2 separate regions of the Mus musculus genome follow, and region 1 is linked to region 2. Evidence: chromatin loops called from intact Hi-C (ENCODE). Cell type or tissue: heart. All regions are shown on one strand. Each heading gives the region's core, and the rest is flanking DNA. Links, peaks and the distances in the headings are about the cores only.

Region 1 (10,779 bases), core at 3,687-6,186, 48 kb after region 2:
AGGAAGGAAGGAAGGAAGGGCTCATTACTTGGGTCTCATGCTTTATCTCCATACTGAAAGATGTCCACAATGACTAAGGGAATTTTTTTTAAAAGACATGCACAACGTTTTCTAGGGATCAAACCTCTATTTGTGAGGAAGACTGGTGGTTTGAAGATTACATAGCAGAGTTACATCTAACATGAGCGTGTTTCCCTGGATGGAAGGAGTCTGATAACTTGTCTTTCTTTCTTAGTTAGCATCTCAGAGTCCCCCGCCTCCCTTAACATCCTTTTTGCACACCATCTTTCTAGGAAAATGGATCATTTATGGGGATGTAGTGATTTGTACAAGAATGTCCCCTGTGGGCTCAGATATTTGAATACTTAGTTCCCAGTTGGGGGAGCTTTTGTAGGGAGGTTGGGAGGCACAGCCTGGCAGGAGGAAGCATGCTAGCAGCTTTGAGACTATAAACCCTCATCTACTACCTTGTTCTCTCTCTGCATTGTGCTGTGTCTGACACTGTGAGATTCCTGCTCCCGATGCCATGCCTGCCCGCCATGATAGACTCCTAGCCCTCTGGAAAGGTAACCTCAGTGAACTCTCTTCTATAAGTTTCTTTGCTCCTGGTGTTTTATCACTGAAACGGAAAAGCTTGCAGGGAGGTAGGAGGCAGCCTGTGGCGTTGATTCAATGCACCTGGCCTTATCCTCGGATGAGATCGGTCACCAGTCAAAAACTGTGAGCTTGAAGGTCTTGGGTGCTTAACATCTATTTTTACAAATCTTATTTAGCAACTTAGAACTGTGAAATATTGGAAAGCTACTTAAACCTTCTAAACTCCCTCCTCCACACTATGAGAATGTTACATTTTCTATTCAGTTATTTTTGAGCAGTAAACAGATGAATCAAGGAATATGCCCATCACATCAAGAGTGCTCCTAAATGGACTTGCTTGTTATTCATTTACAGTGTGGCCCCTTGACTTTCATCGGCACTCCTAGCAGAAAACAAAATCCGCCAGATGGAGCTGGAGAGATGGCTCAGCTGTTAAGAATACTTATCCCTACACAGGCCCTGGAGCCAGTTCCCAGCACCCACACGGTGGCTCACAACCATCTGTAACTCCAGTTCTAGGAGACCCGACTCCCTCTTCTGTCTGAAAACACCAGGCACGCGTGCGGTCTACATACAAACATGAAAGCAAAATACACACATTACATAAATAAATCTTAAAAAATGATTCGGGGTGGGGGAAGGAAAAAAAAGGATGTTAGAAAATCGATGTAACTGTTTTTTCCTTTTGCACAGATCTAAGTAGGGAAGGAGAACATTCTCTTACCATCGAGAATAATTGTTTTCATTGCCCCCAAGTCTGCTAATAGAGCTTGCTACCTTCATGGCTGTCGTAAGGATGAGGCAAAGATGGACTTCAGCTTTCAGACTGTGTCTGCTCAAATGTTGGCTACTCCTGTTTTCTGACCCCCTTCTCTGGTGCAATGTGGACTTTCAATTAATTTCCCTGCATCTTTTACATATTTGATTTAAAAAATATTTTATTTTATGTAATTGTATGTATATGCATGTCAATAAGCATATGTGTGTGTGTTTCCATGGAAACCAAGGCAACAGATTCTCCAGAGCTGTAGAAATGGGCTGTGAGACGCCCACTGTGGGTGCTCGGAACCAAACTCGGGTCCTGTGGAAAGACAGCGAGCACCCATAATGCAGAGGTATCTCTCAGACTCTACTTTAAAATTTCAATTTATCTTTTTTTTTTTTAAAGTTCCAAGTAACTATAGGAAAGTACATGGGTATATAGATCCCCAGTACCAAGATTCTTCCTTTGCAGGTAGCACAACTTGGTCTGCTTCACATAAAGAATGGAAAGTCATTAAAACACTCATCACACTGTAAAGTAGAATTGAACTCTGACAGAACAAGCGAAGTGAGTCTGACTTCCAGGTAACTGAGCCTTCTTTTCCTCCTAAAGACACAAGCCATACACAGAGTAAAATAAACTTGGGCATGGTGAGAAGGAAACAACGCAGGAGGGCTAGCCAAGTCTGAGAGTCGTGAGTGTGCTCGGTTTATAAACGGAGCCCACCTTGCCAGCGAGGTAGTCACATGCTCTGCTAAACAGAAACTTAAGAAAACACTTACACGAAGCAAACATGGGGAAGTGCCATGCAAGCATGTGACTGACTGGTGGCAATGACCGAAACCACAGCAGCCACTAGAAAAGGAAGGGTAGTGCGCCACACTGTAGTTGTGAAAATGAACTTATTCATTTATTTTGAAAAACGTGTAAGAAGCAAAGATGTCTTCTTTCCCACCTACCTTTGCGGCAGGCGAGCACTTCCTGGAATTTATAAAGTGCGATCTTTCTGGGGACTTCTCATAACATTTCCTACTGCTCATCTATGTCTGTGTCAAATAGAGAATGCTCTTGAACAAGTGTGTGTGTGTGTGTGTGTGCGCGCGCACGCGCACTCACTCCTGCTCTGTTGAGGTCCAGTTTTGATGGTCCCGCCAGAGGTATATTTGAGTATCATTTCTCAAGAGCTTCAGCTGGGAGACACTGCCTCTTACTGGCCTGAAGGTCACTAGCTGATTCATCTCCGTTTGGGCTGGCGCGCCTTGGGGATCCTCCTATCTCTCCTTCCCCAGTGCTGGGATAACAAGGTTGGCACCACATGAGCCTTTTAAAATGTGAGTTTGGAAGCTCAAACGCAGGTTTTCATGCTTGCACTGAAACTTCACAAGCTGAACCGTCTCCCTCTCCTTCCCTCTCTTTTTTCCTTTTCTTCTTCCTTTTTAAAACACATCTTGTCTTTAAAAAAAAAAAAAGGCCCAAAACAAGTGTAAAGTATTTCCCTATGTGTGTGGAGGGAGGGAGTATAGGAGGCTGATTTCACTGAGATCCTGTTAAATTTGGGTGCCATAGCCAATCAAAGACGCATCGTTTCCTCTAAGAATTCTAAATGGGGCGATTACCACGGGCCTGCAGGTTCTGGTTTGTATTAGAGGAGACACTGTCTTCTTAAGTAAAACATAGAAGGGGAAGTGTCCAGAATTGTAAATAAGGCTTCGAGAGAAGCCTTGTCTGGCCACCGGGATGGAGAAGACCTACCTTCGCCTATCCAGGATCCATCGTCCCTCCCTCTACCCAGATCTGACAGCCCTCCTTGGCTCTTTTGCTGAGGTTTGTTTGAGTTTGTTTTACTCTCTGCAAGAGAAGTTTCCTTAAACATTCTACCCTGTTCACAAGTAAATACACCTCTTAGCTAAGAGGCCACACACCCAGGGGAACACCGATAAAAAGAACAAGCCAGAACCTTCAGAACGCTGTCGATAGGTACACCAAGCAGCCTTCATACGGAGTTTTCATTCGTGAGGAGCTGAATATACAACAAAGCTAAATGTGAGCAGACCAGGCATGCCTCTGCTAAATGAGGATGCCCACACCAAACATGCCCAAGATCTTCAAGTATAATTTTATTATATAGATTCGCTATGTGTTGACATGTTTTTATAGTGAACCTGGATTTTACAAACCCTCCTGGTTTGCCACCTGCTTCTGGCACCATACTTGAGGCTTAGGCACGTGATAAAGGAGCATGCCTGTTTCCCCCCTTATTTTTTTTAAAGAAAAGCACCATGTTACATCATTAATCATGCATATCAGTGTAGTTTAGATCCGATGTAGAGACAATAATCTTATCTCTTTGTCTGGCTGAAAGACTGTCCTTTAAACTATCATTCTAAATGCATTTGGTTTTTGCCAGGAGTAAAACATGTCACAAGATATTTGTTGTCATTTCCCAGGCGTGGAAGGAAAGGAATGGAAAGAAAACGAGGGGTGAAGGCTGCTGTTCCTCTCTAGTCGCTACTTGAAGTCTACATAGCTGGGGGGGGGGGGGGGACTGTTCACATGGGACCGGTTTCCTCTTTGTTCCTACACTGGCGCCTCTGGCAAGAAACTCTCCCTTCTCTTCCCCCCAAGCATATCTTGGCTGAAAGGTCAGCTCTGAAAAGGGGCCTGGCCAAAGTTACTGTAGGGGACCGTGGTCATGGAACTGGGTAGACAAAAGCACTCTAGCAGCCACTGGAGAAGGACCGGGGGCTCTTCTCTGTGCATTTGCCCTGGAGCCCTGACCACCGCCAGCTCCCTGCATCTCCTTGCTATGGGTTTTCTGGACCGAGCCAGGCAGGAGTTCACAACCGAAATGTCTTCTAGGGCTAATCAGGTAACTTCGGACGATTTAAAGTTGCCAGATGGACGAGAAAACAGTAGAGGCGTTGGCAACCTGGATAAGCGCCTATCTTCTAATTAAAACATTCAGACGGGGCGGGGGATGCGGTGGCCAAAGCACCATAAAACAAAACTTCCAAGTACTGACCAACTCACTGCAAGTTTGTGCCCCGAGTACATCTAGGTTCAGGGGTTCTTGTCTTCATGCTCCCAACTGCGGGCGGATTTTTGGTCCCTTGGGACTTTCAGTGCAGCGGCGAAGAGAGTTCTGCACTTGCAGGCTCCTAATGAGGGCGCAGTGGGCCTCGTGTTTCTGGTGATGCTTCCCAGGTTGCTGGGGGCAGCAAGTGTCTCAGAGCCCATTACTGGCTACATTTTACTTCCACCAGAAACCGAGCTGCGTCCAGATTTGCTCTCAGATGCGACTTGCCGCCCGGCACAGTTCCGGGGTAGTGGGGGAGTGGGCGTGGGAAACCGGGAAACCCAAACCTGGTATCCAGTGGGGGGCGTGGCCGGACGCAGGGAGTCCCCACCCCTCCCGGTAATGACCCCGCCCCCATTCGCTAGTGTGTAGCCGGCGCTCTCTTTCTGCCCTGAGTCCTCAGGACCCCAAGAGAGTAAGCTGTGTTTCCTTAGATCGCGCGGACCGCTACCCGGCAGGACTGAAAGCCCAGACTGTGTCCCGCAGCCGGGATAACCTGGCTGACCCGATTCCGCGGACACCGCTGCAGCCGCGGCTGGAGCCAGGGCGCCGGTGCCCCGCGCTCTCCCCGGTCTTGCGCTGCGGGGGCGCATACCGCCTCTGTGACTTCTTTGCGGGCCAGGGACGGAGAAGGAGTCTGTGCCTGAGAACTGGGCTCTGTGCCCAGCGCGAGGTGCAGGATGGAGAGCAAGGCGCTGCTAGCTGTCGCTCTGTGGTTCTGCGTGGAGACCCGAGCCGCCTCTGTGGGTAAGAAGCCCACTCTTTAGTAGTAAGGCGGAGAAGTAGGGTGCGGGCGGAGAGTGGGAATAGAAGAGGACCTAACTCGTAGAGCTCTAGAGACCCTCCTCCCTTGGGTGTTCTTTCACTTACCAATGGGGAAACTGAGGTTCAAAGACTCTTCCGAAATGACTCAGCCAGGATTCTACTCTCCCCCGGGCATCGGTTGGAGCGTGTCCTGCGGAGCCGTCACAGCCCCTGGCGCTAGGTAGGCAGGAGTGGAAAGGCGGCCTGAGCCGGGGCAGGAGATGCTCCCACTGGCAGGAACAGGCGGTCAAACGCTGGGAAGCCAGCTCAAGCCAAGCGGCCCGGCTGGCATCAATCACTCCGTGCTGTTGCCCACCGCCCTAGTGTGGGGCAGGGAATCCGCCTCTGGCTCCGCTCCCCTTTAGCTCCAGCGTGTAAGCGCACGGACTATGTGAGGTGAGGTCTCTTCATAGAGCAACACTTTCCTCCCTCAACTTTCTTTGATGCAGAATGCTATTTTTGCTGGTAGGAGGAAGACGCGGCTTTCTCTTCTGTGACAGCTTCTCCAGGTGTATTAAACTAAATAACTCTCCACTTACCGACTCCAAAGCGCTGGTCCTGGGGTAAACTCTGAAAGTCTCAGAAACTCTTGAGCTTGGCACCTAGTTATAGGTCACTTTTCTTGTTTTAAAATGCCCTCTGCTTCAAGGTTAGGCCCACACTCGCTCTTGGGCTTTTGTGCAATAATTTCCCTTCCCTTCCCTTCCCTTCCCTTCCCTTCCCTTCCCTTCCCTTCCCTTCCCTTCCCTTCCCTTTCCCTCTTCCTTTTCCTCCTCCTCTTCCTCCTCTATTTCTCTGTCATTTCCTTTTTGAAGCCACAGTTTGCAGATTTCCAATCTCCACCCATTGGAGAATGGAGAATCAGGAAAAAAGAAGTCAATTCTGCAGAAACATTCCTTGCGCCCTAAGAGAATCGCATGGCTTAAAAGCATTGGCACTGACATACGGCGCCAAGATCGCCTGTCTAGAGCTATTGAGTTTTCCTCATAATGACTTGGTTCATCAGGCTAGCTCCACCACGAGTGCCCTCTTGTTCCTGAGAAGGCCGCACTCTCCCCCTTTCTGGGAAGAGAAAGACAGCCTGGAACATGTGCTTGCCCTGGGTTCCATAGAGAAGCAAGTTGCTTTAAAGCCCAGAGAATTCCTAGTGTAGCAGCTTAACAGCGTCCCGTTCTCTGAATAAGATGGAGGTTGCCCTTTTGGAGTGTGTGACTTGCTTAATTGGATTGGGCTATAATTGGTGCCATCCAAGTCTCGAGACAGAGCCGCTGTTGTTTTTCCTTCTGGTCTTTGAGCGGGAAGGATAACAGTGCACAAATTAATTAATGTTGGTTATCGGATTTGAACATAAAAGGGCTTTTATTGTATAGTAGCATATGTACCTCTTGCAGTCAGAATGAGCTGTCTAAAGAACAGAACCCAAACTTGCCGATGAAAATGAATGAGGTTTAATAAAGGCGATGGATGAGCATTAGTCACTGATGTAAATCTCCAGTTATTGATAACCTCATTGACTGGATTTGATTGCAGACATGTATTGGTATGGGGCATCCTTTAAAGATGAGCATAGCCAACGTGCCTGCACTCTAAGAGAATCTATGGCTGTATGTTATTACAGAGACAGTTGAGAAGCTCTTAGTGGCTCTGGCGTGTAGATCAGCGGTAGAGCGCTGAGGCTCTGCGCTCGCTTCCTGGCACTGAAGAATAAAGGCCATTTACTGTGGTGGTGCAGTGGGCGCAGTTTGTGACGAGTTACTACTACATTTTCCTCACACATCTGCCTGACTAATGAGTTCATCAGATGAGCGTATCCAGTGATTGTTTGCAGGTTAATGGTTCTCAGTCATGTTTAGAATCTACTTATCAAACAAATTGTTTTCTCATTTCCTGCTTCTTCTCAAACAAAGTAAGATTCCATTATTGAAAGGCTTGTTTAAGAGCATTTTAACTGCTTGCCTATGTTAGGGACAGTGACTTATTTCATATTGACAAATATTATGCCGATTAATTGAATATGACTACCCAGTTCTATAGCTGTCTCAGGGCAGACCAAGAGCATCTGTGATCCAGTCACTTTAAATGCCATTTAAAATGCATAATTTGTTGGTCTAGGAATAAACACACTGTAAAGTTTAGAATCACGGCCCAAACACAAGTCTTTAACAATGCCAACTAGCTTCTGAGATTCATTAATGTCATTTAATTACCAATGTTTTAAAAATATGTCATTAATTACTAAATCTATAGTTGTAACAGCAACACATGTACATCTTATTAGGTTGGGTATATTCAGGGTGGCATAGCTGTAGACTATTGCACATCTGTGTAGGTGAGCCAGTGGACAGCTGCCTCTGGCTGTTCTCAGAGGGCCACAGTGTCACGGCATTGGCTATTTGCCTTGGCTCTTTGCTAATACTTTATTGACATGGCCTCATCTTCGTTCACGTTCACTTATTTGCCCAACAACGTCAATGCCAGCTGAGGCCTTAGGAGTCATCTGTTCTTAGTCAGTGTGAATTAGAAAGCCTGGATGCCTGCCTGCTATTAATTAGTTATTCTTCTCTTCTGAGACAGAGTCTCACTGTGTGGCCCAGGCTAGTCTCAAACTTGCGGTCCATTTGTCTCACTCATCAGAATGCTGGGCTTCCAGGTGTGTGCACCACACTAGGTAGCTCGCGTTTTAAGCTAAGAGCTGGAAGATCCTGATGTCCTTTACCATGGTGGGCATGTTACAGGTTAGTTGACTGAAAACTAGTTATCTCGCTGTGTAATGACCTGCAGTGGTATGTATCTCTCAAGATGCTTTTTTGCATTTCAATCAGTTAGGTAACAAGTGTCTTATGTCTCCAGCTTTGTATTGGTATGAGCTCAGAGCTTTGATTAATGAGTTGGGACCCCCTAGCTATTGCTCATTAGACTTACACTATTTTTAGTTTTGCTCTGAGTTTATGAATATGCATGTATGCATGAACTTGGGAGATATTTCTCTTCCCCAATTCCTTTTCCTCCATTTAAATGTGCTGTCTTTAGAAGCCACTGCCTCAGCTTCTGCAGCTCAGATACCAAAGGAAGTCTGGTACACAGCATGATAAAAGACAATGGGACGGGGTCACAGTGGCTCCCGTCCCTTTCAGGGGTATGGAGACGAGCTGTAGAGAGATGTCTCCAGGGAGTTTTCATTAATCAGCAATTTAGTCAGATCTGTGCATCCTATGCTTTACAAGAAATGTCAGTGGGCCTGAGATCATCAGATGGAGGTTCATCGGGTTTCAATGTCCCGTATCCTTTTGTAAGACCTTGAAGTTGGCAACGCAGGAAAACAGGAACTCCACCCTGGTGCCGTGAATTGCAGAGCTGTTGTGTTGGTTTGTGACCATCTGCCCATTCTTCCTGTTATGACAGAGCTTGTGAACTTTAACTGGGACTGGGGCAAAGTCAATCCCACCTTTATACAATGAATTGCTGAAGAGGCCTTTTAAAACTTGGAGTGTGCATTGTTTATGGAAGGGCTTTCCTATTGGATCCAACTCTTTTCTAATTTGTTTCTAGGTTTGCCTGGCGATTTTCTCCATCCCCCCAAGCTCAGCACACAGAAAGACATACTGACAATTTTGGCAAATACAACCCTTCAGATTACTTGCAGGTAAGGATTCCTTTTTGAGCCAGCTTTCCTATGTGAAAGGACTCATTGTTTACTGAGGTCACAACAATTTCCACTATTGCAGAAGTATAATAGTATTGTTACAATTGTTTATAAATCATGAGACTTCTAAGAACCTATTTAATAATGAAACAATGGAAAAAGTCTTTTCAAACCTTTGTACTCTTTTGCTGAGCCGTTTTCAACATGCACAAACATATTACACAAATATAACATACACAGGAACACACATGAATGCATGGGATGATGTGCCTAAAACTAGCATGTAATTGATATTCACAATTATTGATAAATTAGTAAAGCAAAGGAATTCCTTATGAATAGAGCTAAAATTCTATCCATGTTCAAGTCACCCAGAATGGCTTCTGGACATTTTTTTTTTTTAGCTGTTTTCTACAAGTGAAATTCTGCCTGTATTAGCAATTTAATATCTAGCCAATAATATTCCTGACCATATGTCCTGTTCAGACCATGACCTTCATAATCTGGCTTGATGTTCTGGGCTTCTTTCCCTCTTGCCAGCAAGATGTCACGGTGTTGATGCTGGATAAACTGAGAAACAGAAGTTTTTCGCAAGAAGAGGACCTTGAATTTTGCTTTTCCACTGAGAGACAAGAAAGGAAACTTAGAGGAGGTGTAGCTGGGAGTGTGGTCATTCATGAAAGACCTGTTTGCAGGGCAGTGTGTTTTGCTGGGGACAGTAATGAGCCTAGATCGTAGTGCCATCCGAGGAGAGTGCTTGGTGGCAAAAAGAGCCCTAGCAGCTTGTGGCAGTTGCCTCATATTTGAAGAATACTAAGAGGTCCACAGAACAACTCAGGGCTAGTGTAGATCATTGCATGTGGAGAGAATCCAGGCCTCATATCTAGGGTCTACAAAAGTAACCAATGCCCAGTCTTTGGGGGAAAGCAAAACCAGAAAGCGATGATAGCAGGACCTGTTTATTTTCATTAAGTCATGGCATTTCCAGAGACTTTGCTCCCCCTATTCTCAGACACAAAGCCCACTTAAGATCTCCCTCTGGAGACTGCTGGGAACATTTCTTAAGTTCTGAAAAAACCCTGGAGTGATTGGGCACAGACGATCCTGTCACTTCATGTGAGTGCTAAGCTCTTTGGGTGATGACTCAGTGGGTCACATTGTTTTATTCATATTGACTACCTTCCGTTTGCTTTGCGGAGAATGGAAGCTATAGAAGTCTGTTTGGTGTGGCCCTCACAAGGCACTGTGAGCTTCTTCTCTCTGTGTGCTAACTTCTTACTCTCCCTTGCTTATACCCACATAGGGACTCTGGCTTTGTTGCTGTTCTTCAATGCTTCAGATGTGCCCTGGGTCCTGTCTGTCCTTCACACTTACTGATGCTGCCTGGAATGCTATTCCTCCCAATGTGCATAGGGCCAGCTCGGTCCAAATCCTCTCTTTTCTTTGCCTCTTTTATATTTTCCTTCACAGTATCAAATCACCACAGTTTATGCAACAACTTGTACTTTTAAATTGTCTGTCTCCCTCTATTAGTGTTAGGTTCCAGAAAGGCACTGATTTTTTTTCTTCCTGGTGTACACTGGGCAACTACTCTACCACTGAGCGTGATATCCTTGGTCCCTTAAAAGTTATCCTCTGTCCTTAATAATGCTTAGCAATCATATTTGCTTAAAATATTTATTGAATGACTGCATGAATGAATGAATGAATGAGCTAACAGAAAACTCATGACCATGTGGGTGATTTCCGAAACAGAGTGTGAGATCTTTGGTGGCATGTCCTTGTAGACTGTCTGCCACCAGTATCTATCATCTTGAAGGTGACTATTGAGTAGTTTATATGCATGTGAAAAACCAAACCTTCTATTCTCTTACTCATAGCCTCTCTTAATCATAG
Region 2 (10,779 bases), core at 2,862-5,361:
CACAGACTTGGAGGTTTAAGGTCTCAGATCAGGGAACTGGTGTGTTCGGTGTCATCTGAGGACCTTATGGGCTCTTCCAAGATGGTGCCGTAGTCATCACCACACAGAATTCTTGCCTCTTAGTACAGTTTATTGGGTATCAAGTTTCAATGTGAATTGAGGAGAGAACATAAATGTTTGAGTCACAGAAGTCATCTTGCCAATGTCATTAGAGAGTGAATTCTGGGTCCCTCACTGAGCCTTTGCTGGATCCTAGCTGGGGCAGCCATGCTGTTGGTCGAGGAAGAATGGATATTCTCAAAAGATTTGTGTCTTGCTAGGTTTTACCTTTCCTCTAGTCAGGGCTAGCTTCTGCTAGGGCGTTTTATTTTTTTTGAGATCTGTAGCCACTGGCATGCTCACTTTGCTGAATTCTTTAATGTCATGTCAAACCTATGTAAGGAATTTCAGTCCTGAGCCCAGTTTCTTAGGTCTAAGATCTCTTAAGGGTCTACCTTCTCCTATTTTTCTGTATTTGTTTCATATGACATTTTGGGCAGGAGTTGGGGCGAGGGTGGGAGTGGGAATGGGGGTGAGGGTGGGAGTGAGGATGGGTAAGGAAGAGAGTGAGGATGGGGATGGTGTAGGATAAGGAAGAGGGTAGGGATAGGGTGGGGTGGGGATGGGCATGGGGGTGGGGCAGGGGTAGGGGGGATGGAAGAGGAGGGGGGAGGGGGATGGGGTAGGGATGGGGGCAGGGATGAGGGTGGGGATGGGGGATGAGGATGGGGGTGGGGTGGAGATGGCATGGGGTGGGGATAGGGTTAGTAGCCTGGGATTTAGCCAGTGAGAGGGCCTGAGAAAAGTGTTCCATCTGTCCAGACTGTGCCTTTGTGTACAGATACTTATGTTAGAGATGAGTTCTTCTTACAACACTGGGTAGCTGGGCTGTGGAGGGAAGGCACTCCTGAGCACCCCTTGCTGAGAAATGGCTTCCTGTCATGATTTATACCAGTGCATGATGCTCTCTCTGTTAGCCTTTATTGGGAGCTGTTCATTTCACTCTTACCAGGAGGCCCTAACCAAGTACTCAGAATGGCTAACACTTTCCTCACAATTCTGACTACTGCTGAGGCTGCAACTAGCTCACTCCTTGCAGGGAGAGGAGGGCAGAGTAGGTAAACAGGGCCCCCCAGCTGTCAGCCTCCTTTCTCTTTCTTTGATCCTTCCCCTCTCCCTTGATTCAAATTGTTCTCAAATTTACAGAAAAGGAAAGTACCGTATTTTCATGGCAGATAAGAAACCCGTGTTTGGCTTTATTTTATGTGGATAGGCTCTTCAATCAGGAAGATGGCTGGGCTCCCTTCCGGTTTCCATGAACTGAGGAACACTCCACAGGGCTTGGCTTCGTCCTTTATCATTCTGATGTGAAAATCTTATTGGAGGGGAAATTGAGCAGGTAATGAGTATAGCTTACATCCTGGGGGCCTTGAAATGCAGTTTACTAAACCAAACACAAAAGACAACAGTCTAAACATAGATTCAGCCACAGTCAAGCTTTTCCTGTGAAAGAAAAACACACACACACACAAAACCCTAAGCAGGGGAACTGTCACACTTCCCATTGTTTGTCACAGGCTAGTTTGGGATTCCACAGTGACAGCTGTCAGAGGCCCAACTTTTCAGCAGAGAGGTAAAAAGCAGGGCAAAGCTGGGAATCTCTGGATCTTCATGGACTCTCAAGCCCCGATAGCCCTTGGTCTTCTTATGATAGGGCCCTTTGCTTGCTATCTTTCTTTCTTTTTTAATTTTTATTGAGTATTTTATATATTTACATTTCAATATCCCCTTTTCAGTTTTCCCCTCCACAAGTCCCCTATCCCATCCCCCTGCTTCTATAGGGTGCTCCCCTCACCCAGCCACCCACTCCTGCCTCCCTGCCCTGGCATTCTCCTACACTGGGGCATCGAGTCCCAGGACCAAGGGCTTCTCCTCCCATTGATGCCAGACAAGGCCACCCTCTGCTGTGGCTGTAGCCATGGGCCCCTCCATGTATACTCTTTGGTTGGTGGTTTAGTTCCTGGGAGCTCTCAGGGGTACTGGTTAGTTGATATTATTGTTCTTCCCATGGGGTTGCAAACCCCTTCAGCTCCTTCAGTCCTTTCTCTAACTCCTCCATTGGGGTCCCTGTGCTCAGTCCAGTGATTGGCTGTGAGTATCTGCCTCTGTATTTGTCAGGCTCTGGCAGAGCCTCTCAGGAGACAGCATATCGGGCACCTGCCAGCAAGCACTTTTTGGCATCCACAATAGTGTTTGGGTTTGGGCTGGATCCCCAGGTGGGGCAGTCTCTGGATGGCCTTTCCTTCAGTCTCTGCTCCACACTTTATCCCAGTATTTCCTTTCTCTGCCTGAGTTGTGTGCCCAGGTTGTGTTAGGGGCTGGCAGTAATTATTCTTCAGACTAAGGAATTCAGGGAAGAGTCAATCCCAACACTATAGGGTCAGATGTCTTTCAGGCTGCAAAGTTTAAGATGAGAAGGACTGAGAAGTCTGATTTAGGTGATGTTCTCATCTCTCTGCTGTGAGATTCTGGGGGAATCATTTTCTAAAGGATGTCAGGAAGCCTAGAAAGGCCAGAGGTTCTGATGGTGACAGTGGAGTCCCAACAGGTGCAGAGAGATATGCAGACAGAAAGATGAAGGTAGTTAGAGGTTGGAATCTGCTCTGTCTATTCAGGGTGAAGGAGGGGGCTGAGCGGGAGTTGTTGAGGCAGAAGATGCCAGTTGAATGTGAGTGGAGAAAGACCTCACACTATGTTAGGAACTGATAATGGGGCGAATGGTTGCTTCCAGGAAGAGCAGCTCTGGTGAGATGTGGGTTTTAAAAATGGTTCTTTGGAAAGAGGCTTTGGTTATAAAAGAAAAGAACCAGGAAGATCAAAGCAGTTACTTAGTTTTAAAGCCGGGAAGAGCATAAAATACCGCATCATTGAGCGACAACAGCAGGTGAACACCTGATACACACGCACAGATACACACACACACACACACACACACACACACACACACACACACACACACACAGATACACACACACATCTTGGAAAGAGGAAAGCACACATTATTCTCTATTTAATGTATCTATTTTTGGCAGTATATCCTTATCCCACTGGTCTTTATTTTTTTTAGCAAATATAGTCCCAGGCCCTCAAGAAGCCAAGAAATAGTCTACATCCTGGGATGAATAAGGAGAACCAGGTCTCCTGCTTTTCCTGGGGCACCCTCCACCACATGATACTGCAGCCAAATTGGATAGGCGGTAATCCAGGTCTTTACCACCAGGGTGAGTTCTTTGGAGGCTGCGCCCTTGAGTAAATATGAGAACAGATAAATCTTGGCTTGCGCCTAATGTGCTCTAGTGGCCTGAAGAGAGTTTCATTTGTTCCCCTCAGAGAGAGGATTTTTCCATACTGTGGGGTTTCAAAAATAATCCGTGGTGGCCACGGCTCATGTGCACACCGAGGTCAGAGGTCAGTGTTTCTGGAGGAGGAAACAGCAGGGTGTGAGGGATGTTGGGCTGGGGAGTCCAACATCCCTCACACCCTGCTGACTTGGGTTAGCAGTCTCTGCTCTGCCTCTTTGCACCTGTGTGATCCTGGCTAAGACACTTGCCAGTCAGGCTCAGCTTCTTTGTAAAGTAGATAGATGTGTTACAGGACCTACCTCGAGGGGCTGTAACGATTCAAGAGAATGGTGTGCATACTGATGTTGGAAGAGCTCCTGGAACTTAGCAAGTGCTTAGTGATGCCTTGGCTATTGTTGGTATTATTATCTTCTTTAAGACATGGCTGAAGTGTTCTACAGTGCTGTGACATTTGAGCTTCGGTGCCATCTAGTGGCTGGGACACTTCAGACGATGTTGTAAGTCTTGGGGTTACCTTCACAGGTGACAAGACAAAACAAAAAAGCAAACACAAAAACACACCAACCATCATCAACAACAACAAAAATCCCTGGTTTTCTCTGTCAATACAGATCTCTTTACATGTCTAGGCTGAATACAGAGAATAACTTTGTCTCTGCAGGCAAAAAAGGGAATTTGATTATGGGCCTTTTGTGCCTTTTCTCCCTTGGACTGGCCATACAGGAAGTCCTGTGTTCATAATGGATATAGCAGCCCCTGGGGCAGGACAGACCTGTCAGGTTTGCAAGTTACCAGTTGAAGGACTTCAAAAATGACTTGGCAAAGAGTAACTATGGTAGAATTGAGTGGTCAAGGGAATGTGTACAAATGTCTAACATAAAGCCTGTTGTACATGAGGTCAGGAATTTGCAGTAGATTCTTAGGCTAAGGAAGTATTCCATTGGTTAGTTCATTCATTCATTCATTCATTCATTCATTCAACGACTATGGAAAACATACCATGTGCCTGGAGCTGATCTAGATGCCATGCACGGAAGTCAGAGCTTCTCTGAATTTGTGTTGAGAGCCACAAATCCAAGAGATGATCCGGGTGTGAGTACCACTGGGGAAGTTATGGACCGAACAAAGGGCTGTCCACAGAGCATAATTTCCATCACAGACATAACCTATTCATATATACTTACATGGAATGTTAGCCTGAGCAGAAGGTTAAATATCTTTTAAAAGATTGTATTACTTATTTATTTAATATGAATTATGTGCACATGTGTGTATCCGTGTGTGGGAATGTGAGTGCAGGTACCCACAGAGTCCAGAAGGTGGCATTGGGTCCTTTGGAACTAGAGTCACAGGCAGTTGTAAGTCGCCTAATATGGGTGCTGGGATTTGAACTGAGATCCTTTTCAAGAGAAATGTGTGCTCTTAGCTGCTGAACCATCTCCCATCTCTCCTGCCCCAGAGAAATAGGTTTCCTTTAAACGTTACTACTATATTATAATGATTTTTTGTTGTTGTTGTTAGTAGGTGAAAAATGGAAGTTCCTCAAGGAAAGAGTTTTTGTTTTTTGTTTTTTGTTTTTTTTTTTTTTTTTACCTAATTTGCCTAGAAACATGGTGTGAGCTGGTGGTGGACCTGGAGTCTCCATTAGTGTGCTGTGGTCTCAGGGCAATGGTTCAACTGGCTCAGGGGACCTCAGCCACTTGTTGAGGTGTTAAAGAGCACGGTGTTTACTTTTTACCTGTAGGTTAGCAATCTCATTATCTCCTCCCTCCCCCTCATGAGCCTGAATATTTTCTTGATTAATTTTCTAGGAGCTTAGCAAGTTTCTTACAATTTGCTTTAGTAAATCACCCAGAGGTATATATGTCAGACCTGGATGAATTCTTAGATTAGGTCCTAAGAGAATGGGCTTTATAAAGGGCTTGGGGGAAGGGTGTTGAGAAGGAGAGAAAGCAGGTGTGATGCTCAGGAAGAATAAAGTATAATAATATAGTAGGTATAAATGCTGATGAGAGCTATCCATGTACAGGAGATATTTATACCAATTAATAATAACAGTATATATCTTTCATAGAATCATAAAGGCTTTAAACTAGACGGGCACTTCCTACACCAGATGGTTTTCTCTGTTATATCTCCACATGGAAGAACATCCTGAAGTCCAGCTGAGACCCTGTAGTATGGCTTTCCCACATATCAAAATGGAACAGAAATTTAAAAGATGTCAAGAAACCCACGGCCTGGAGAATGTCTAAGTCTCAAATGTCCCCTAAGTGAACGGTGCTTGGGAATTTCCAGATAATGGCGATAAGGATGGTCCAATGGCATTCATTCCGTGCCCCCACGGCCCCTCAACTACTCTTCCCCACATGGAGAAGGAAGCTATGGTGTGTCTGCTGCACGAAGCCCATTGAGTCTCTGGGATCTGCTGGTTTCTTTCTGAATCCTGCCTTCCTGCTTCAGGGCTCCAGCTAAAGCTTCCTGAAGAGAAAACACCTTCCCCGAGCCCACTTGGCAGGCTGCTTCTTAAATTAATTTCCCTTCGCGTAGATACATTCCTCAGACCCTAGAGGATAATCAAGCAGTTTATTTTATAGTAGTTCAATATCAGTGCCAATCCTCAGGGTTGGGGGCCTTTGCTAAAATTCTACATTTTTTTTTTAACATTTCCTCAGTAGGTTTCATTGTTCAGCTGATCTGTAAAAGAGAATTCTCTTCACACACCCTGGCAGAGAAGATCAGCTGATTTCTTCCATAGCTTTTTCCTGGCTTAAAAAAAATAAAAACAAAACCAAAAAGATGGCTTAATAAATGTGGCTTTACCTTTTATAGTAAAGGTACTGAGAGGTGGGCGTGGTGGTGTAAGGTTGTAGTCCCCAGCATTTTGGAGTCTGAGGCCTGGTGATCTCACAGTTGAGGCCGGTCTTAGCTATATAGGAAGTATCTGCCACAAACGAACTTTTCATGCTTTCTCTAGGTTCCATTGTTGCTACTGCTGAAGCTTGCCCCAAAGATTCTGTTCTTGAGTCCATTTCTGGTGGATTCCAGGTGAAGATGACACAGCCTTCTCTTTAGGCAGCTGATTTAGGGAAGACTTGCTTACACAACTTGAATACAACTCTTAAAAACTTTTAGCCCATAGTTTGCCTTCTCCAAAGAATAGCAACGGTCTGAAACCTCTGTGTTTTCTCTTAATGGGCTCCTTTATTAAACTGGCACCATGATTTACCTATCTTAACTCTATAACGCTTATTTCTTGGTTCTGTGATGTATCCTATCTTCTATGAAGGTTGGAAGAGCTCTATTTGGTGTGTGTGTGTGTGTGTGTGTGTGTGTGTGTGTGTGTGTTTGCTTTTGACGGCTGGCACAGGAAACGCAGGGCGTAATCAGACTGTAAAACTCTAAGCAGAAAGGAGATTGTCATTTCGGCTGCAGACAAAGCAGATAACAGGCAGCTATTAACTAGTCAGAAAGATAAGAGAATGAGTTTGATTCCTCATTAAAAGCTCCCTAGTTTAAGTCTTTTAAAGAAAGGCTCTGAGTCTTTGCTTATTAAGTTACATAAACAAGGTGAAGGGCTGTGGGGGAGAATGGAAACTCTCGGTGTGACCTATAATTAGAAAATTTCCACACCGGGAATAAAAACAGAGGCGGTGTGCTGCTTCCTGACCCCACTCAGGCTTCGCCATCATGGGAGACAGATAAGAAAACACCAAGGAAGGAAACCTGAGCCAGGCTGCCTGCTGGCCCTGGTGGTGGGTGACTCCACGGGGCTAGAACACTTCCTTAGAGTCTAAATGATCTCAAAGGCACCTTGAGAGGGGCATCACTGCTAGCAGGCACGGCTACTAACCGAGTACCAAGGCAGTATTCTCTACTGCACTTGCAAAGGTGGTGGCCTGCCCTACGGTTGCTTCTGAAACAACTAGAGACAGTCAGCTGATTTAGGAGAAAGGGCGCTGGCTGCCTACACAGGTTCTTGCTCGTTGCTTCCCTCAGCTAAGGACTATGCTTCTAACCTACCTGCTGATGGTGTTGCTTGATCCCATGCAATTAGGAATGCTACAGCACTTAGAAAGCTTTGGTAGTGCCTCGGGCAGTGCTGGTGGTCACTCTACCATGCATGCAAAATGTGTCTTTATACAGAATGCAGTGGCTTGTCTCTGTTTAAAATTGTATCGGGAACCTGAAACACGTGTTGATGGTCCCTGCATGAGGAAGTAGTCACAGGTGGCCAGAGTTTTGTAGAGGTCATGGTCACATCTGCCGTGGCTCTCAGACGCCATGTGCTTCAGAATGTCACAGAGGGAGACTGTCCCAAGTTTCCCAATGCCAGATTTCATGTGAGGGCAAAGCAAGGTGAACCTGGGGTCCTGATGGAAGGAAGGGAGTCAGGTTCCTGCCCCACCTCTTAGTCAAATGAGACTTTGAGTGAAAAGCTCCCCTTTCCTCCTCTGTGTGGCCTCCTGCCATCACACTCCCGTACGTCTGGAGCAGCTTTGAATATTGACCTTGGTGGCTCATCAATGGGTTCTGTGAATTGATAGATTGGCAAACTGTTTGAATAAGAGATTGTCTCTCAAGCCTGTGTCTTGGTGTCAGAGAGGTAGTGGGTGCTGCATTTATGATTTAATAAGTAGACATTTAAAAAATGCCAGCACAGTGGCTGCAAAGCAGTTGCTGGCTCGCATTCTGGCTCCCTTCCTTCCATAGCATTTCTTCTTCCACAAACAAAGAAGTTACTAGAATGATCTTAAACAACCCCCCCAGTCCTGTTACTCAGTCCTAGCTTACGTTAAACTAATTTAGATTAAAATTAAGTTAAAAAAAATTCGATTTTTCATTATACCCCAAATACCAAAGGTAACTTATAGAAAGCGGTTATCTGTTTTGGCTCAAGGTTTTAAGGGTTCAGTCCATAGTCCTGGGTTATACTGACTCTAACCCAGTGTGAGGCAGAGTGTCATAGTGATGGAGCATGTGGAAGATGGGGCTGTTCATAAATTGGTGGACCAGAAGCAGAGAGCAAGGTAGAAACTGGGAGCCAGAAATAACTTCTTCTTCCTCCTCCTCCTCCTCCTCCTCCTCCTCCTCCTCCTCCTCCTCTTCCTCCTCCTCCTCCTCCTCCTCCTCCTCTTCCTCCTTCTCTTCCTCCTCCTCCTCCAATGCAACTAAGGGTAAAACATTCATTTTGTAAGGGAAATATCAGCGTAAAAATATGTAATAATGGTTGGTCTTCCATATTATTTTGGTCTTAACAAAAACTGATTCAACAGAGGCCATTTTGTTGCTATTGGACATGACTTGCAAAAGGAAAGTCCAAGCTTACGGCTTACTGTGGCTTACGCCTATAATACCAGCACTTGGAGGACTGAGGCAGCAGGATCATAATTTGTGTGTGTGTGTGTTCATGTATGTGAGTGGGGTTGTGTGTGTGAACATCAGAGGACAGCCTTGGGTGTTGCTCTTCTCCTCCTACCCTGTTTGAGAGAGAGCCCCTGGTGGTGTTCTACTGTGCATGCCAGGACCGCTGGTCTCATAGTTGGCCTGTGGTTTTTGGTGATTCTTCCATCTATGATCTATGCCTCCCATTTCCGGTAATCCATGCTGGGATTACAGATACATGAATTACTGTATCTAGAGGGATTACAAATCTGAGGACAGCTTATGCTAAACAGTGAGTTCTAGGTCAGCCTGGGCTACATAGTAAGACTCTCTAAGAAGGAGAGAAAAAGTTAAAATTTCAATTGTCTTTAGCGTTTATATAAAAGATGCTCCATTTCATCTGCACCCTGGATGAATGGTCCTGGTTACCCTGATCCCCATCCAGTTGGTATGATTTTTATTCTCAAGTGTCCAGAGAAATTACAAATGGCTATCTAGCTGGCTAGCTACCTGGAAAATGAGTTGTATCCTTGACCTTCCACTAGGATATGAGGCATGGTCTTCATGTGTTTCACTGGCCAGAACCACTGCCTAGACATGATAGTAGCATCTCTCTCTCTCTCTCTCTCTCTCTCTCTCTCTCTCTCTCTCTCTCTTCTCTCTCTCTCTCTTTCTTCCTTCCTTCCTTCCTTCCTTCCTTCCATCATCTATCTATCTTTCTATCTATCTATCTATCTATCTATCTATCTACCAATCTATCATCTTTCTTTCTCTCTCTTTCTCTCTTTCTTTCTTTCTTTCTTTCTTTCTTTCTTTCTTTCTTTCTTTCTTTCTTTCTCTCCTTCCTTCCTTCTATCATCTATCATCTATCTATCTATCTATCCATACATAGACCAATCTTCCTTCCTTCCTTCCTTCCTTCCTTCCTTCCTTCCTTCCTTCCTTCCTTCCTTCCTTTCTTCCTTTCTTTCTTTCTTTCTTTCTTTCTTTCTTTCTTTCTTTCTTTCTTTCTTTCTTTCTTTCCTTCTTTCTTTCTACTGTCTACATTTTAAAGTGTATGTGTGGTTGTGCATGCTTGTAGAGGCTAGGGGACAATCTTGTGTTTCATCTTTAGGGGTGTCATCTACTTCCTTAGAGAAAGAGTCTTTTGCTGGCCTGGAAATCATCAGTGAGGCTAGAATGGTTGCTCAGCAGGTTCCAGGGACCCTTCTGTTGCTACCTTCTCTCAGAGGTGTGTGCCATCATGTCTGGTATTTTCATATGGGCTCTTGAGATTGAGCTCACATCCCACTGCTTGTGAGACAAGCACTGTGTGGCCACCTTATCTCCCACTCTCACACGTGGTATCATTTAAAACTACTTGGTCTCTTCCTTGTGACACCAGAAGATCAAACCAGAGCTAGTGAGAGTCTCATGGGTAGGGCACATAGTGATTACCCTTCCCTGTCCATACATAACCATTAGGCCATAGGCCAGGATCATGGAGTCATTCCTATGAAGCAATAAAAATTAAATTTAGAAAAGCTGTTTATCACGAGAGTCACCTGTATACATTTATGTATGTGTATGGATAGAAAATGTCTAAAGCAGTAAAATAGAAAAATCATTGTAACAGGGGTTACCTCTGGGGAGACTGTGGTAGGGTGTGGAGATCTTTAAGTGTTTAACATATTTGTTATACTTTCTGATCACTGTGCATGATACATCATAAGAAAAATATAAGGAATAAATGAGAAATAGAGGTAAGAGAAATTAATATGTGCAGTTAGGGAAGAATTGGAGCAATCAGAACTAAAAAGGAAGGATCCTGCCCCACTGGCAATAGCACACTTATCTTTAGAGACATCGAAGAGGGTGAAGAACTGGGCACTGCTGTCCAGTACACAGCTGCTGCATGGGGCATTGGGTTGGTGGCCCGCAATTTTTCTGCTACTCCTACGACTCGATTATGCTTCCAAATTCTATGGGATGACACCATTGAGTGGTGATATTT

Evidence for each region. Hi-C counts contacts between places; a loop is a spot of excess contacts. Peaks named below come from ENCODE experiments on the same cell type or tissue, not always from the same donor. Only the 100,000 strongest peaks of a DNase experiment are listed, where the experiment ranks them.
Region 1: it touches region 2 in a loop (3-fold over the local background); 6 of 42 quality-filtered maps call a loop at or near these places.

The regions. Positions count from the first base shown.
Region 1 is chr5:75,972,506-75,983,284 of GRCm38, reverse strand. Kdr (kinase insert domain protein receptor) reads left to right here and starts at 4,830. Exons shown (of 30, transcript NM_010612.3): 1 at 4,830-5,183; 2 at 8,790-8,883. The coding sequence starts at 5,117. Gm32727 (a long non-coding RNA gene) reads right to left here and starts at 5,953. Exons shown (of 3, transcript XR_868500.2): 1 at 5,307-5,953. In heart, for the core only: no CTCF peak of the experiment used is centred there; DNase peaks (open chromatin) are centred at 3,944 and 4,754; H3K4me3 peaks cover 2,352 bases; H3K27ac peaks cover 2,336 bases.
Region 2 is chr5:76,019,556-76,030,334 of GRCm38, reverse strand. No RefSeq gene overlaps it. Among named protein-coding and RNA genes, the nearest start is that of Gm32780, 18 kb to the left of the region's middle. In heart, for the core only: CTCF peaks have their summits at 3,879 (motif pointing left) and 4,711 (motif pointing right); no DNase peak of the experiment used is centred there.